Regions from separate parts of the Homo sapiens genome. Here region 1 is linked to region 2. Evidence: chromatin loops called from intact Hi-C (ENCODE). Cell type or tissue: PC-9. All regions are shown on one strand. Links, peaks and the distances in the headings refer to the core of each region. The heading gives the core; the rest is flanking DNA. Region 1 overlaps EML6 (EMAP like 6). Region 2 overlaps RTN4 (reticulon 4).

What was found. Peaks named below come from ENCODE experiments on the same cell type or tissue, not always from the same donor. Only the 100,000 strongest peaks of a DNase experiment are listed, where the experiment ranks them.
Region 1: a loop joins it to region 2, with 2.2 times the contacts of the local background. A loop is called at or near these places in 3 of 110 quality-filtered maps.

Annotation. Positions count from the first base shown.
Region 1 is chr2:54,726,775-54,731,176 of GRCh38, reverse strand. All of the region lies in intron 2 of EML6 (EMAP like 6), which reads right to left. Among named protein-coding and RNA genes, the nearest start is that of EML6, 5.3 kb to the right of the region's middle. In PC-9, for the core only: CTCF peaks have their summits at 1,882 and 2,109 (motif pointing right); a DNase peak (open chromatin) is centred at 2,246; H3K27ac peaks cover 1,118 bases.
Region 2 is chr2:54,977,360-54,981,761 of GRCh38, reverse strand. All of the region lies in intron 5 of RTN4 (reticulon 4), which reads left to right. Among named protein-coding and RNA genes, the nearest start is that of RTN4, 71 kb to the left of the region's middle. In PC-9, for the core only: no CTCF peak of the experiment used is centred there; a DNase peak (open chromatin) is centred at 1,911; H3K27ac peaks cover 2,183 bases.

The DNA of each region.
Region 1 (4,402 bases), core at 316-4,315, 250 kb after region 2:
TTAGGCACATTAAGTTTCTTCCCACCCTGGCACTTTTGCACATAACCTCTTCTCTGCCACTACATCTTCACCTGTCTTCCCCTTCACACCCTTCAGGTTTCTGCTTAAATGCCATCTCCCTAGAGAGCTGCTCTGGAAATCTTGCCTAAGGTGGCTTCCATACCCCCATTCAACCCAGTTTCTCTGTGATTATTTTTCTTCTTAGCACTTATCACAATCTATAGTCATCTTATTTTCTTGTCCATTCACTGTTGGCGTCCCCCATCAGAAAGTAAGCTTCGAGGCGGCAGAAACTTTGTCATGTTCACTGCTATACCCCCTGCATCTGGCACATTATAGATGTAAAATGAGTTTTTGATGAATTAACAAATATGAAAGAATAAATTACACCCAACTTAGAGAATAAACAAATCTTAATAAAAATCACAAGACTATAATTTATTAATAAGAAGAGCAATAATGCAATCATTTATGAAGATCATTATAAGCTTCCGTCAAAAGCTTTCACTTTGCGCTCTTTCCAATGCACAGAGTAAGTGGGATCCAATGAGCAGTAGGATGGTACCATTGAGTAACTCTGATTAAATCTCTTCCCCTCGCAGAGCCATTTCTCAGTGTAAAATGAGAAGACCTATTTCTCAGTGTTGAGGGTGGGAGAATTCAATAGGATGACATATACATGAAGTGTCTGGTACAGAGCAAGCACTCAACTTAATATGGATTTGATTCTTTGTAGTTACCTCCATATTTCTCTTATTCAAACTGGTCAAGGGACTAAAGAATATAAAGTCACATCTCTAGGCCTTCATGTGAACTTGCTTACCTGACACTCCAGGCCCAATCATGGCTGTTAGACCTGTCTCTTCAAATCCAACAAGTTCAATTGTATTTGCAGCACTAGATTATTTGAGCCATGTCACAATTTTGACTAAAATAATTTTTTTTAATTAAAATCTCTAATAGATCATTGTTTCAGGTCATTGTTCCAAAGCTGTGGATATTTCTCTTTTTTAAATTTTTTCTTTTCTTTTTTTTTTCTTGAGACAGGGCCTCACTCTTGTCGCCCAGGCTGGAGTGCAACAGCACAAACTGGGCTTACTGCAACCTCTGCCTCCTGGGCCAAAGAGATTCTCTGGCCCTAGGTCCCGGAATATCAGGGACCACAGGCACCTGCCACCATGCCCAGCCAGCCCTTGTATTTTCTGTAGAGATGGGGTTTTGCCATGCCACCCAGGCTAGTCCTGAACCCCCAAGCTCAAGTGATCTGCCCACCTCAGCCTCCCAAATTGCTGGGATTAGCCTGGCCGAGCTGGGGATGTTTCTAAAGCAAACTTAAACATGGTCCCATTTCCAGGCAGAATTCTAATGATCTACTTCAAATATTCTTGAATAAATCAAACGGTTTATAGACCAACAGAGGATAAGCAAGTTACAAAGAGCAACAATCTACTACCTTCTGGTTAGGAAGAAGGCACAGTTGTAGGGACCACAATATAAGAGGCCATAAAGCAGTGAAGCCAAAGCTTGCAGCTTTGGAATCAGACCAATCTGGGTTCCAATTCCCATTCCACAGTCTGCCAGACAGTGACAACAGGCAAGATCCTCAACCTCTCTGTGCCTCAGCTGCCTCCCCTGTAGCCTGGGGTTAGCAACAGTGCCTATCTCACTGGACTGTGAGAGGGTGGATCAGATCAATCGATATACACATTTAGTTCTGAGTTTGGCACTCAGGAAATGTTAGCTCTGGTTATAAAATTCACTCTCAGCCTCAAGAGTCTTATATACGCTTACAAATGAAAACAGAATGAAACGATAGCCCTAAATGATACATATTAAGTGAGCAGCATCGGTCACAAAACACACAAAGTTTTGGAAGTGCAAGGTGCCCCTTCATCTGAGGATGGTACAAGGTCTCATGGGAGAGGTGAGACTGCAGCAGATAGGGCTTTGCAGGATGCAGATGCAAACAGGACCCTGGTGCTGCACACTTACCACTGGCCAAACATTTTTGTATGTAATCCCCACAACAAACTACAAAGGAGATACTTTAAAACTCCATTTTATAAGTGAAAAGTTGTTTCACTGATGAGATAGTTAAGATTCGAAGAGGTTTATTAAAGTCGCCAGCTGGTGGCAGTCCTAGGTTCAAACTCAAGTATGACTGACAGCAAAGTCCAAGCTCCCACTGCTATGCCATTGGAGGGGTGCGGCTGGACAGACAGAGAAGGGCCAGCGGGGAAGATGAATCATTCCACTGTGAGGCAGGGAAGAACAGAGTCATCATATGGCAAGTGGGAAGCAAAGAATTTATGATTTTTTAAAAAAGGAAAATAAGGATAGGATGGTAGGTTAGGAGAGAGAACAGAAAGCTTAGGAATCTGGACTTCTGCCTGTGAGCAATGATGAATCATTGTTTTGTTCTGGGGGTGTGTGTGTGTTTAGTGAAATACTACTTCTACCACAACTAAGAATATTTATTGAGCACCAACTAAGGGCCAGGCCCCACACTAAACCCTTTGCATACATTTTTTTCTAATAGTTACAACTCTGCAGTTTAGGTATTGTCATTCCCATTTCACAAATAAACAAGGCCCTGAAAAGTGATGCCACTCACCCAGATACCCCCGGTAAATGGCAGAGTGGGATTTATACCCAAGTGTGCATGATAACGAAGTCAGTGCCCTTTCCCCTAAAGCAGCATTGTACATAAACCTCCTTTGCAAATGGGAGCCGGAAAACGAGGCAGAAGAACCTGGAGACAGGGAACTAGCCAGAAGCAATACATATAGTGGTCCAGAGTGAGGAGATAAATGTCTCAACTGGAATCACTGTGAAAATGGAAGGGAAGTAACAGAGGATGAATGTGTTCACAGGCTTTTCTTTCATTTACTCCCATTCTCTGTGTCATGTTCTACTACCTAAAGTAGAAACCAAGTTAGTAATTATCCCAGTCTCTATTACTGTCCTTGGTATCAAGCCCTGATTTGCATCTTGTTGTTAGCCCAATAGCAAATATTACTTTAAGTATTCACTTGTTCTATCACAATGTTATCAGGTCTAAAATATGGCATCATCTTCTAATCTGTTATCTGAATTAAAAAGTAATATTCAAGAGAATAAAACTAAGCCTCCACATTCAGTAAATTATATTATGCCTCACATAGCAACATCTTTAAAAATCTGACTTAGACATATAGCCTGTCAAAGCAGAAGGACACATATGCTGAGCCCTAATGAGCTCTGCCAAAACCTACATTATTATTAGGGTTCATTATGATCTTGGAGATCACATGGTTTTATAAAATGGAGTGTGTTATCAATACTTGTTGGGCTGCTTTCTAGTTAATATTCTTGGCAAAACAGCACAAAAAATAAAGCAGTATAGATGTATGCATATGAATATATCTTTCAAACTAATGCAAAAGCTATGTACCAAGTGGACAATTACTTATGCTATCTCACCTGATGGAAACAAGAATTAGAAACGAACAAGTTTTGATATTCATGTAATGATTCAATAAAAAACCAAAACACTTTTGCATTAGAACCTTAGCTATAGTCCTCTCCATTTAATAACAAACTTCAATATTTCAGGTGGAAGAATAGTAGTAACCGGGATACACAGAAACGAATTAAAATTCATAAGGACAAAAAATTGTGCATTGTGGTTTGTGCAGTGTCTTCACCAGAAAAAGATATTTACATATGTAAGACAAAGCAAAAGAACAGCATAAACATTCCAATTTCATAGCTCTTAATTCCATAATAATCTGTGGTTTGTGTTTCTTAATTCATTGAACTTAATTTTATTCTTGTGTACAAAGACATATTTGGATGTTAAGGAACTCTGCTCTGCTCTGCTCACCTATACATACTCTGACCCAACCAAATATTGTGGAGAATTATGAATACAGTCCTTCCTCTGAAATCAGGCTTACTACTATGTCACTAAAGTAGCTTAATGAATAGATCAGATGCTAACTGTCTCTTTTTCCCTTCATCAGTTAAGGCTCCCTGCAAACCCAGTTATACACATCACTTCATTCACCTTTTCTTCAAATCTGAATGTTTCCTTAACCACCCAAGCTAGATTTCATCACATCCCACTAGCCCGGCTGCTTGTCATAACAACGGTTTACTGCAACTCCACCCTTTTCCCACCTTCAGCTTCAACAGTGCATTTGGTTTTTTTCCTTGTATCAGAGAAAAAATTAGGATTAGGAGTTCAAATCCACAAAGTAGTTCAGTGAACTGTCACATTAATATTATTTAACCACAGAGAATTTTCTGTTTAATTGCCACTCTCTCCCTTCACCCAAAGGACTACATCTTATTTTGATGCTGTAATGGAAAGCACTGCATTAAGACAGAGAGAGCAAAAACATAATGGGTTTAAATTTTT
Region 2 (4,402 bases), core at 201-4,200:
TATTCTGAAACACTTCAACTAATCTTCAACTGGTAATCATTGGAAGTTTTTCTTTAGTTTTTGGATCTCGCTACATAAGCAGCTGTTAAGAGTCTCACCTTGCAAATAAACTCTCCCAAAGTTCTGACTGACGAAACAGGCACTAAACCACAGTTGTGTAATTTAAGCCTGAAGCACTGGACCTGTAGTGCTTTTCTTTTTCATAGAACTTGTCATTTGTGTTGTATATGCTCTTTCCTGTGACTCTGCAGAAAACAGGCAGACTTGTTTCCAATCTAAGCCTGGGCAGAAATGTAGTGGTGGTAATTCTCATAATTTTTCATTTTTCATTTCCAAGAGAAATGTTCTAGTTTATATTTATCACACATGCCAAGGATATAGTAGTAATAAGGTGACTGGGCCTTTAGACTCAGAAAAACAATTTCTGAACTGGTCAGAATAGGTTTAAGTGCTTAAAGTGCTTTTTAAAAAAAAAAAACAAAAACATTTTAGCCTTTATAACCTAGTAGTTGATACGTTATTTTCAGCTGTTTGCGTCTCTGGGCTTACAGGTATGAGCCACTGCGCCCAGCCGCATCTCTTATTTTTATTTATGACTTGGAACTTAAGTTACTTCCTAATAACATCAAGGGTAAATAATGTAGTTTCCTTTTATTACTTACCTCTTTCGTATAGAGTGGTTGCATTTAGTGACTAAATCTGTAGTGGTGTTTTAAAATGATCTGATGTTAGTCTGTAAATAAAAAGATTACGGTTATGTTGTTTGGCATGCTTGGTTAATAAGTTTCAAAAGAGATCAACTAAAAATATTTTGGAGCAAATGAAATAGAACCTTGTACATACAGCCTAGAGGAAACCAGTTCCTATTCATGTATTATTACCTTCTATACGTAGCTGACTTCTAGGGTAGAACATGTGTGAAAAGTGATTGAGGAGGAGGTACTGATGCCGCTTAAGATGGATGGTTTGTGGGTAGGAATTGACTGAGAAGAAATACTGTCTGTAAGTAGTAATTCAGAGCTTCAAACAGCAAAGGACCATCTCTGAATTTAGTAGTCAAAGATTGGTGGGGGAGAGAGGTGACTTCAAAGAAAAGCCTGGTGAGCTTAGGGGAGAGGAGAGATGCTTGTTGTTTTTATAGATTCAATAAACACGGCAACAGAGATACACCAAAAGTCATCCTCGATGTTTGCACAGTATAGCAGTGAAGGCAGCTATATGTCTACAATTTAACATTTTTCTTGAGAGAAATGTCATTCTTGAATAAATCTATTTTTAAAATTGATCTGGGAATGATTCATTATGCTCTAGTTTTCTGAGTTTGAGTATAAAGTTTCCACTTGTCTTTAATCAAAAGAAAACTTATTTATTCTTTCAGAGAAAATTTTCATCCATACACAGTCCATTGTGTAGATACGGGGCAAGAGGAGAGAGAAAATGTTAGAAAGGGGCTGATGAGATCTTAAGAAACATTTTAAATCTCTGTTTTGCACACGTATTTGAGAATCGAATATGAGGACTTTTTAAAAAAAGTTTTGAGAAATAATTTCTTTGTTAAATCTTATATTTTAATTTCTTTTGAAAACTACATTTTTTTGTAAAAGCAATTATGTTATTCATGAGGAAGCTAGCATAAATGAGAGAAATCGAACTTGATAAGTTCTTGCATTGAGTGACTGCTAATTTGAAAGTAACAGAAAGTAACACATGATGAGACAGATTTCCTTTCTGGAACACTTGTTGTTTCTTAGTATTGAAAAAAAGGACTTTCATTAAAATTATAATTTATCCTTAAGGATTAGCAATCCTTTTAAAAAGAGAAGAGAAGAAAAACGTACTTGATTGGTTTCCCTGAGTTGTGTTTTTGGCAAGCCCAGAGCTCAAGGAAACCTGCTTGGTGACTTCCCCAGCTGGCAATTCATTTAGGACTGCAAATAAGTAACAGTTGCCTCATCATGTTAGCACTTAAAGTGAACCTGGCATTTAGATCTCAAAATCTAGAGGCAAATGAATAAGGCAGGGAATCTGTCCTTTTCTCCCCATGAAAGGTAAAGCCCTTGGTAATTCAGGTGCACACTCTGATAATGTACATGAAAGGTCTTCCTTGATAAACGATAAACCTTGTGATTTTGCCACACAAGAATTTAGCTAAACCCTTTCCTAATGTCATTGTATATGAGTAGTACAGATTCCATGTGTTTGTTTCCATTGAATATACAGAAATACTGAATACTTCCTTAAAACAGCTTTTATTGAAAAAAGGAAGCTGATAAAAATCACTTTGCTTTTTTATAAAAACGCTTGATAGGATTACCTTTCTAGAGAGACTTCTGTGTATGGCCACACTTATCCACCACAGTTTTTGTTTATATAGAGAGCATTTTAAAAAGAAGAAGGTTTTCCTGGCCATGCACAGTAGCTCACGCCTGTAATCCCAGCACTTTGGGAGGCCAAGGCGGAAGGATTGCTTGAGGCCAGGAGTTTGAGACCAGCCTAGGCAACATTGTGAGACTGTTTCTATAAAAAAAAAAAAACTGAAAAATCAGCCAGCCATGGTCGCCCATGCCTGTAGTCCCAGCTACTTGGGAGGCTGAGGCAAGAGGATTCTTGAGCCCAGGAGGTGGAGGATGCAGTGAGCCATAATCATACCACTGCATTCCAGCCACGGCAACAGAGTGAGACCCTGTCTGTTTAAAAAAAAAAAAAAAATTATTAAAATCTTAATCTTAAGTTCCTTAATAGTGGACTGTATTACTTTTTGCCTTTTAGCCACAAAAACTGGTAGGGAAAGTTATATTCTGTCACCCTAAAGCAAGCAAAAAATGTTTTTCCAATTCCCATTCTTTTTTTACTTTTTCAACATAAGGAAAAATGTATTTACCTTGTTTAAACGGATTTATTTTAATGCCTTACAGTCAGATTTTAAATTTATGGGAAGTTTGCTAATAGCTCCAGTCTCTCCAGTTGAGATGAATGTTTTTTCTTATTTAAATAACAATGAGTTTTTTAAAATTTATAGGAAGTAGCTTTTTATTGGAATTACATTGATTTTATATGATTCATAGCTAGGAAAATGGAAACCATCTTAATTTCAGGAAAATGTAGTAGAAATTACTCTCATTTCTAAATTTTTGTCATTTAGAAAAGACATTTTTATCAAGCTCTGTGTTTACAAAATAATAGTTTTTAAACAACAATTTGAAAGAAGTATCTCTATAACTCATTGTCTTCATAAATGCAAAATCTGTTGTGTGCCCTCAAATTTATATCTACATTTTTAGATTCTGGGTCACAATTATCACTAGCTCTTTTTTTTTTTTTTTTTTTTTTGGAGATAGAGTCTCGCTGTGTCACCCAGGCTGGAGGGCGGTGGTGCGATCTTAGGCTCACTGCAACCTTTGCCTTCCAGGTTCAAGTGATTCTCCTGCTTCAGCCTCCCAAGTAGCTGGGACTACAGGTGTCCGCCACCACGCCCAGCTAATTTTTGTATTTTTAGAAGAGATGGGGTTTTGCCAAGTTGGCCAGACTGGTCTCGAACTCCTGACCTCAGGTGATCTGCCTGCCTTGGCCTCCCAGAGTGCTGGGATTACAGGTGTGAGCCACCATGCCCAGCCTACAATTATGACTATTTCCATGTGAAACCATCTTCCTCAGAAATTGAAATTTTAGAGCCGCTCTTGCTAGCATGTGAAACCTTTTCCTTGCTTATTGCCTTTTGGCGGGGGCAGTGAAGGAGGAGCCTGGCCTTTCAAAATGTGATCAAAAAAATAACCAAACTCCAGGGCTCATTAGTCCTTTTATAAACACCGGTGTGAAATGATGGGTATCCGTGTGCCTGGTCCAAGTTTCCTGGTGGTTGACTTGGGCGAATAAAAATAAGACATGTTCTGCAGAGTTCTCCTTTTAAATTCTTGTGTAATATTCCGTTTGTTTTGCTCCTTTGCAATTAACTACAAACTTCTAAGTCCTAGAAAAGATTTCAAGTATTTATAGAGTGAGCAACGATCATTTTCCTAGTCAAATAGTATGGCAAAAATCACTGTTTTAAAAAGTTGTGGCATTAAACTATAAATCCTCCCTCCCCTCGCTTCCCACCCGCAATTATGAAAGAAAAGCATATGACAATGCCTACTGGGCTCAGCTTTTGGGCTAATTGAGTCTGACTGAGCCTTCTTAGCAGGTTCCTGTCTTTTGAAACCTCAAATCCCAAAAAGCTGTCTAATAATTTTACTTTTTTAGGGACTAAGACCAGGTATTTTCAGCAGAGGTTCTTACTTTTCTGTAATTGAGGCGCAACTATAATGTTCCAGAACACAATCTTAAATCTGAAAGTGAGAGGAAGAAAAAAAAAAAAACGGCCTGAGCTCCAGAAATAGCTGACCCAGAAGAACACTAAAATCTA